Regions from separate parts of the Mus musculus genome. Here region 2 is linked to region 1. The links are chromatin loops, found by intact Hi-C in ENCODE. Cell type or tissue: gastrocnemius. All regions are shown on one strand.

Evidence for each region. Peaks named below come from ENCODE experiments on the same cell type or tissue, not always from the same donor. Only the 100,000 strongest peaks of a DNase experiment are listed, where the experiment ranks them.
Region 2: it touches region 1 in a loop (4-fold over the local background); 1 of 42 quality-filtered maps calls a loop at or near these places.

Annotation. Positions count from the first base shown.
Region 1 is chr15:83,203,028-83,207,027 of GRCm38, forward strand. No RefSeq gene overlaps it. Among named protein-coding and RNA genes, the nearest start is that of Cyb5r3, 33 kb to the left of the region's middle. In gastrocnemius, a CTCF peak has its summit at 2,335 (motif pointing left); a DNase peak (open chromatin) is centred at 2,347; H3K4me3 peaks cover 264 bases.
Region 2 is chr15:82,282,868-82,286,867 of GRCm38, forward strand. It overlaps Septin3 (septin 3), which reads left to right. Exons shown (of 12, transcript NM_001368785.1): 4 at 192-320; 5 at 810-891; 6 at 1,505-1,642; 7 at 2,920-3,037; 8 at 3,570-3,665. Among named protein-coding and RNA genes, the nearest start is that of Gm52180, 9.4 kb to the left of the region's middle. In gastrocnemius, no CTCF peak of the experiment used is centred here; DNase peaks (open chromatin) are centred at 1,709 and 2,074.

The DNA of each region.
Region 1 (4,000 bases):
CCAGCCCAGGCAATTTTAGTGAGACCTTATCCCAAAATCCAGGTTGGTGGGGTTGGGATTCAGATCCAGGACAAAGGGCTTTGGTGCATATTTAACATATCAAAGTGGACCTGGCTTCCAGGTTCTCCCAGCATCCCTCAGTCCCTACCTGTTACAGGGCCTGGCTGGCATACCTCACACTCTGCCCTGAACTTTCCAGCCCAGGGGCCAGGCTTCCTCCTTCAGAAGGGCTCTTCCCTCCTCCCCTTCTCCCCCTTCCTCCCTTCCCTCCCTCTACCTCTCCCTCTCTCTCTCTCTCTCTCTCTCTCTCCTTTCCTCCCTCCTCGCTGCTTCTTTAATCTCTTCTCTCTCTGTTCACATGCTTTCTCTCTCTTTCTCTTATTTGGTGTATACTTTCATATCCCAGATCACCACTGAAGATAGTCAGGGAAGATAGCCTGTAACTCCTCTTCCAGGGGAGGTACAAACCTCTACCTGCCTCTAAAGGCACCAGGCATGCATGTGGTGGATAGACGTACATATGGGCAAATGCTTATAAAATCAAAACACATTTTTTTCTTTCTCTTTGAGACAGGGTAGTCTCTCAAGGAGACAGAACTCAGAGTTCAAGTCCAGCCAGGATTAAATAGAGATTAAATAGATCTCACTAGGTGTGGCGGCAGTCCCAAAGGCGCCAGGGACTGCAGCTAAGTCATATGACTTGCACCTGACTTCCTCATATAAGACACAAACATCTTGAGTACTGCGCAGGTGTACCAGGATACAGGTGAATCCAATTTGGTGGAGATTTGCCCCTGCTGCCCTGATTAGCTGAAGCCTCGTGACTGGCGAGGGGGCGTGGCCTGCGGTGCGTGGATGAGAGAGAGTATAAAAGGAGTGAGAGGCCCAGGGTTCGGGGGAGATATAAACAAGAAGAATCAGGACTGAATAAACTGCTGTTAGAAGGACTGGTGGTCGCGTCGTTCTTGCTGGTCGAGAGCGGACGCGACAACTATGCAGTCTTGGCTGACCTGGAACTTGCTCTGTAGACCAGGGTGGTCTCAAGTTCAGAGACCTACTTGCTTCTAGCTCCTGAGTGCCTAGACCAAAATAAAATGAATCTTAAAAAAAAAAAAAAAAAGAAAGAGAGAAAAGAAAAGATCCTAAATAGCTGTTGCCTTTGGATTACTGTGGCCAAAGGCTTTCTCCTTCTCATCCTCTTCAGATTACAGAGGCCTCCTGGGGACCTGTGACTCTCTGGGGGAGTCCACATAACACCATATCCAAATAGAACCAAAGCCCCCAAGGACAGTCCCACCTAGACTGAGTGGGAAAATGCTTGCTCTGTGAACCCTGATAGCCCAGCTGCAGCCTTGGGGGTTCCACCTTCTCTTCAATGTGCTCAAATTCATCGATCCCGTAAACTGGCACCTTGCTGAATTCTTGCAGTCTGGTTAGAGGAAAGCCAGTTCTGTGGCAACCTCTGGCTCTGGCCCCATCAGGACCCGTTCCCCTCCTGCCGCTGATCCTGTCCTATCTAGAAACACCCACACCCCCTTCCTACCACGGTTCCTTCTGTCCTGGGGCTTGCCCTGGCTGTCATGGGTCGGGAAGGTGCAGGAGTGTCCTAGAGTTCCAGACAGAGGAGAGTGAGCAGTCCTGTGGGGTCACAAGCCAACTGCAGACTGCAGCCAAAACACAAGGAGATATTTAGGAGGTGGAAGAAGTGAGAGGGTCTGGACCGAGAGTCGGGCTGTCTCTGGAGGGCAATAAATTTGAAGTGCAGACTGCTCAGCCACGCTCTGGGTCACAGAGGTGTGAGGGCTCTCTACTAACCCAAGCATGGCTACACTTCTGCTCTCAGGCCAATCCTGGATAACACAAGGCTGACAAGGCTGGTCATGGGTGAGGGTGGGGCTGACACTAACCTCTGGAGGTACCTGCAGTCTGCATGGCTCCTGCCTTGGTGAACTATCTCCCGAAGCCCAGTGGATTATGTGTAAATTTTGCTCTGGGAAGCTGGAGGGGTTGTGGATTCCTGAAGGAAGGCATTTGGATTGGCTGGGTCAGAGATTTCTCTACAAAGCTTCCCCTCCCCCTCCCCCTCCCCCACCCCTGCGACAGGATTTCTCTGTGTAGCCCTAGCAGGCCTGAAATTCACTCTCTAGACCAAGTTGGCCTTGAAATCAGAGATCTGCTTGCCTCTGCCTTCTGAGTGCAGGGGGGTGGGGGGGTGGGGAGGAGGAGCGGGGCGGAATTAAAGGTATGTGACACCGCCACCACCTCTTCATTATCTCAGCTTCATTAAGGCAGCCTCGCTAAGAACAGCCTGAAGACAACAGTGCCCCCATGTGGAGAATTGAAAAATAGGTTACAATTTGGCCAACCAATTGTAATACAATAGATGGGCAAGAGCAACCGCTGCCACCCTATCCCAGTGCCCCTCCAGTGCTCTGGCGCCCCAGCTAGCTCATGCAACTCTCAGTTTTATTATATTGAAAGGTGAGATCCAAGGGGCCAGTGATGTAGCTCAGTCGTGCTGTGCAACAGGCCACCAGCTCCTAGGTTTGATCCTGAAGCATCGCCTATAATGTGGAGGTGCACACCTGTAATCCCAGCACTGGGGAGGGGAGGACAGAGGGTCAGAAATTCAAACTCTGGCCTGTGAACTGAGAGAGCAGATAAAGACCACCAAGCCTGCCAGGCGGTGGTGGCGCAGGCCTTTAATCCCAGCACTTGGGAGGCAGAGGCAGGTGGATTTCTGAGTTTGAAACCAGCCTGGTCTAAAAAGTGAGTTCCAGGACAGCCAGGGATACACAGAGAAACCCTGTCTCGACAAAAACCAAAACAAAAAACAAAAAAAGGACCACCAAGCCTGAGAACCAGAGTTCCATCTCTCCAATCGACTCAGTGGAGAGAATTATCCTCTGACCTCCACATGGGCACTTCGACACGTTGGACCCTCCACCCCCCACCTCGCAACAAGAACTTTTAAGTGCATTCTTTATTTTAGATTTGTTTTATTTTTACTGTTTGAGTGTTTTGCCTGCATGTAGGTATGTGCACCACATGCATGCATGGTGCCCACCAGAGGTTAGAAGAGGGCTCGGATCCCCTCTAATTGGAGTTATGAATGGTTGTGAGCCATCATGTGGGTGTTGGGAACGTCTTCTGCAAGAGCAGGAAGGTGCTCTTCACCACCCAGCTATTTCTCCAAACTTAAAATTAGAAAAAAAAAATTAAATGAAGTTTAAGGTGATTCTTAGCTACTTTTAGTGTGTATTGAAGCCAACCTGGGCTACATAAGACCTTGTCTCAAAAAATTAAGAACAACTGGGCAGTGGTGGCGCACGCCTTTAATCCCAGCACTTGGGAGGCAGAGGCAGGTGGATTTTTGAGTTCGAGGCCAGCCTGGTCTACAGAGTGAGTTCCAGGACAGTCAGGGCTACACAGAGAAACCCTGTCTCGAAAAAGCAAACAAACAAACAAAACAAAAAACAAAACAAAAAAAATTTAGTAACAGGATAGAATAGAATGAGATTGGTCCCAAAATTATTGGGGTTGCTTCTGGTGTCCACTGTCTTAGTCAGTGGATTTCTTTGTTGTTGTTGTTGGTTGGTTGGTTGGTTTTTTTGAGACAGGGTTTCTCTGTATAGCCCTGGCTGTCCTGGAACTCACTTTGTAGACCAGGCTGGCCTCGAACTCAGAAATCTGCCTGCCTCTGCCTCCTGTGTGCTGGGATTAAAGGTGTGCGCCACCACAACCGGCAGTCAGTGGATTTCTATTGCTGCGCTGAAACACTGAGACCAAAAAGCAAGTTAGGGAGGAAAGGGTTTGGCGTACGCTTCCATATTGCTGTTCGTTATTGAAGGAAGTCAGAATAGGAACTCACACAGGGCAGGATCCTGGTGACAGGAGCTGATGCAGAGGCCATGGAGGGTGCTGCTTACTGGCTTGCTTCCTGTGGTTTGATCAGCCTGCTTTCTTATAGAACTCTTATAGGATTACTACTAGCTTAGGG
Region 2 (4,000 bases), 920 kb before region 1:
ATCCAACTGTCATTTTCCAAGGCCCCTCTGCGTTAAAGAGACACCAGTGCTCATTCCTCAAGGGGTGTTCAAATAAGGTTTGGCCTGGACTACAGCTCTGGAGTTCTGTAAGCGCACAGGAGGGCTCTGCAGCTCAGGAGGCAGATGTGGGGCCTGTCTCCCTTTTTCTGTCTCCCTTTCCCATGCTGCAGGCCAGAGTGGACTGGGCAAGTCAACACTGGTCAACACCCTCTTCAAGTCCCAAGTGAGCCGAAAGGCCTCCAGCTGGAACCGGGAGGAGAAGATCCCCAAGACAGTGGAGATCAAAGCGATTGGGCATGGTGAGAACTAGGCCAGGATCCTCTGTGGACATCAGTTTGTGTGTATGTGTGTGTGTGTGCGTGTGCGAGCGCGCGCGGTGTGGGGGGGGGGCTGTGCCAAGCAAGAGAAAGGAAGGGGGCATAGTGGGGACTAAGATGTGGAAGACAACTGCAATGTGGAATTAAGCCCCAAATTTGTTGGACAACTCCTTAGGGTGCTAGGCCTAGTGAGGTAGGAGTGGTGTGTGTTTGTGTGTGTGTGTGTGTGTGTATTTCAGGATACAGACATGAAAGCGGTGGTTCTTGAACGAGGAAGCCCAGGGAGAATTTAGATAGAAGTAGAAAGAGGAAGAAGCCAGGCACAATCTCCTAGGTGTATCGAACAGCATGCGTAAAAGTGCTAAGTGGGAGAAGTCTGTAACCTTGACTTTGCACATAGCTGCTTCTGAGAAGTATGGGTGTTGCTGGCTAGTGGACCGCAGGACCTCCGATGCTTTCTGTTCTCTCTAGTGATAGAGGAAGGTGGTGTCAAAATGAAGCTGACAGTCATCGACACACCAGGCTTTGGAGACCAGATCAACAATGAAAACTGGTATGTGCCTGCCTCTGAGATTTTCTTCCCCTTAAATACTCTGCTAGGAAGGCAAGGTGAAGACTCATTCCCACTGAGAACTACCTGTATCCTCCCTTGACAAGGAGTTTGGTCCCATGGGAGCTATTCTTGCTGGCCATCCATCGAAAGCCATTTGTTGGAGAGACTGAGGAAGAGCTGGCCGTTGGGTTGAGAAAGGAGAGAGTGCGGAATTGTGCCCCGACTATGCCTCAGAGCCACGCTGGAGTTTTGTCCTTGGATCTTTGGGTGGATCCCATCTGTCTTAGTTAGGGTTTTACTGCTGTGAACAGACACCATGACCAAGGCAACTCTTATAACGACAACATTTAATTGGGACTGGCTTACAGGACCAAAGGTTTAGTCCATTATCATCCAGGCAGGAGCATGGCCAGACGTGGAACTGAAGGAGCTGAGAGTTCCACATCTTGTTCCAAAGGCAGCTAGGAGAAGACTGACTTCCAGGCAGCTAGGATGAGGGTCTCCAAGCCCACGCCCACAGTGACACACCTACTCCAACAAGGCCACACCTCCTAATAGTGCCACTCCCTGGGCCAAGCATATACAAACAGTCTATTTTTTCCCTGCCCTTCAGCTGGGAGCCCATTGAGAAATACATCAACGAACAGTACGAAAAGTTCCTGAAGGAGGAGGTGAACATTGCCAGGAAGAAACGCATCCCTGACACCCGTGTCCACTGCTGCCTCTACTTCATCTCCCCGACAGGACACTCGTACGTACCACACCTACTCCTCCTGCTGGGCCTGGCTCCAGTTTGGATCATCTGTGCCATAGACTGGAGACGCCATAGCTGGACTTAGCTGGGGAGAGCCAGATGGCTGGAAGGCCATGGCCCTGGGACCTTAGGGTTCCTCAGACTTTCTATAAGAAAGAGTAAAACTGGCTGTTACTGTCTTCCATACTGCTCACCGGTGTCTCCATACAGCCCAGCTGTACCAGCAGAGAGAATTTAAGCAGAGGGTACCTCGTTTGCTCAATGATACTTGCTTTGGGCAAGGCTCAGGGGTATGGGGGTGGCAAGAAAGGTGAAGCAGAGAGAACCAGGGCTCCTGCATTGGGCTTGGTATTTAGGCAAGATGTGGAACTTGGCTGTGGGAATCTAGCTAGAGTGGCCATCTCAGTAGGGGGAGCCAGACATCTAGAGACTGTGCCAGGAACACGATTTGTAAGCAGCAGGTGGGATAGGGAGTGTGGCAACAGGCAGAGGTTAGACATCTCATCCATGTTTCCAACCACCCTCCTGCGGGGTACTGTGTACCTCTAAGCCCCTCTGCAAGGTCAGAACTTAAAGCTTTTGAGAGGATGTAGACCCTGAAGTTTGAAGGTGCCACCATGCCTGGCCCTCCTTTTGCTTTTTAAGACAGGGTCTCACTTAGTTGTCCAAAATGGCCTTGAGTTTACTCTGTAGTCCAGGCTGGCCTTGAAATTGAGATCTTCCTCCCTCAGCTAGCAAGATAGCTCAGCTAGCTCTTCCCAGACCTCAGTCCACAGTTAGTGGACACTGTCAGACAGTCTGACTTAATGGATCCCCAGATTGCAAACTAGAGTCAGACTGGGGTGGGGGTGGGGGGCTAGAGCTTGCCTCTACGGTATGAGCTGTGGGGACTGACAGGAGGCCATTGAGAAGAGTTCAGTTGGTGATGACCATCCATGTTTGTCCCCCAAAGAAAGAAATTCTTGGGTCAGGGAAGGTGTCTCGGGTGGTTTGAGAGAGTTTAAGGAGAGGGATGCTTTGTATAGAAACTGAGGGAGATAAGAGGGAGCTTGACTCTGAGGGGTTGAGGACAAAGTTGGGGACATGCAGCAGGTGCTGAAGCAGTAGACATGTGCAAGAGGAGAGGCTGCAGCTGCAGGGCCTCAGCTGCCTGGCTTCAGCCAGGTTCCCAGACCAGTCCGCTCCTCAGGGCCATCAGGCAGTCTGGCGCGGTGGCAGTGGCTGAGTCAGGAAGGGGATGTGGCTCTGACCTTCCTGCCTTCTCTGGGCCCCAGCTTACGACCACTGGATCTTGAGTTCATGAAACATCTCAGCAAAGTGGTGAACATCATTCCTGTCATTGCCAAGGCTGATACCATGACCCTGGAGGAGAAGTCGGAATTCAAGCAGAGGGTGAGCTGGGATCTCTCTGTCCTTTTCCTACCTCTAGTGCTGCCTTCCTCTCCTCTGGGTCCAAACCATCTCCTGTCTGCCATGTCTTCCACTTCCCCTGTACTCCAGTTCTCCACCCTAACTCCCTCCCACTTCCCCATCCAAGGCAAGGGCTAGACGTTCCTGGGACCAACGGCAAGGCCATCAGTCCCAGGTTGCCTTTCCCTCCCAGTCCACACTTGGTCGGCAAAGGCTCCCAGATACACTCATCAACCGAGAACCCATCCAACGTTAGGTTACTAATCGGTAGCAAAGCCCTGCTTGTTCCCATTGGGTGAAAAGAAACCAAAAACAACACCGAAGAGGTCCCAGAGGAAGCTGGTCTTGAAGGAGAGCTGAGAGCCCTGGAGGGAGGTTGGGAGGTCGGCATTACCACCCTTCCCTGCCTGCTGGACGTCCCAGGGGCGGAGCCTGTGCTCTGACTCCTCCTCCTGCTGCCCTGCAGTCTGCATGGAGACTGATTATCACCGCTTTACTATCTGGCCTCCTCTAGGTTCGCAAAGAACTTGAAGTAAACGGCATTGAATTCTACCCTCAGAAGGAATTTGATGAGGATTTGGAGGACAAGACAGAGAATGACAAAATCCGGGTATGTGCACGGGGCCCTCTTTGTCACCAGATGCCCGCCTCAGTGCCTCTGGGGGTAGGGTGGGGGTGCCTTCAGGCCCTTCCTCCTGTTCTTCCCTTACTGTAAGCCGTTGTCCTGTCACCTAACCCAGACCACAGGAATTATGGAAGTCAGTGACCCTCACTAGGACTGTGAGCTCACAGAGGGGTTTCCTGTGCACAGGGAGCTGGTCCCTTCCATCAGCAAATAAGTAGGCAAGCCTCACCTTCCTTCCCAAGAGTTGGCAAAACCATTGTCAGATGATGGGGCACTGGGCTGGTGCCCAGAGGAATCTATACTCTAGTCAGTGTTTGCTT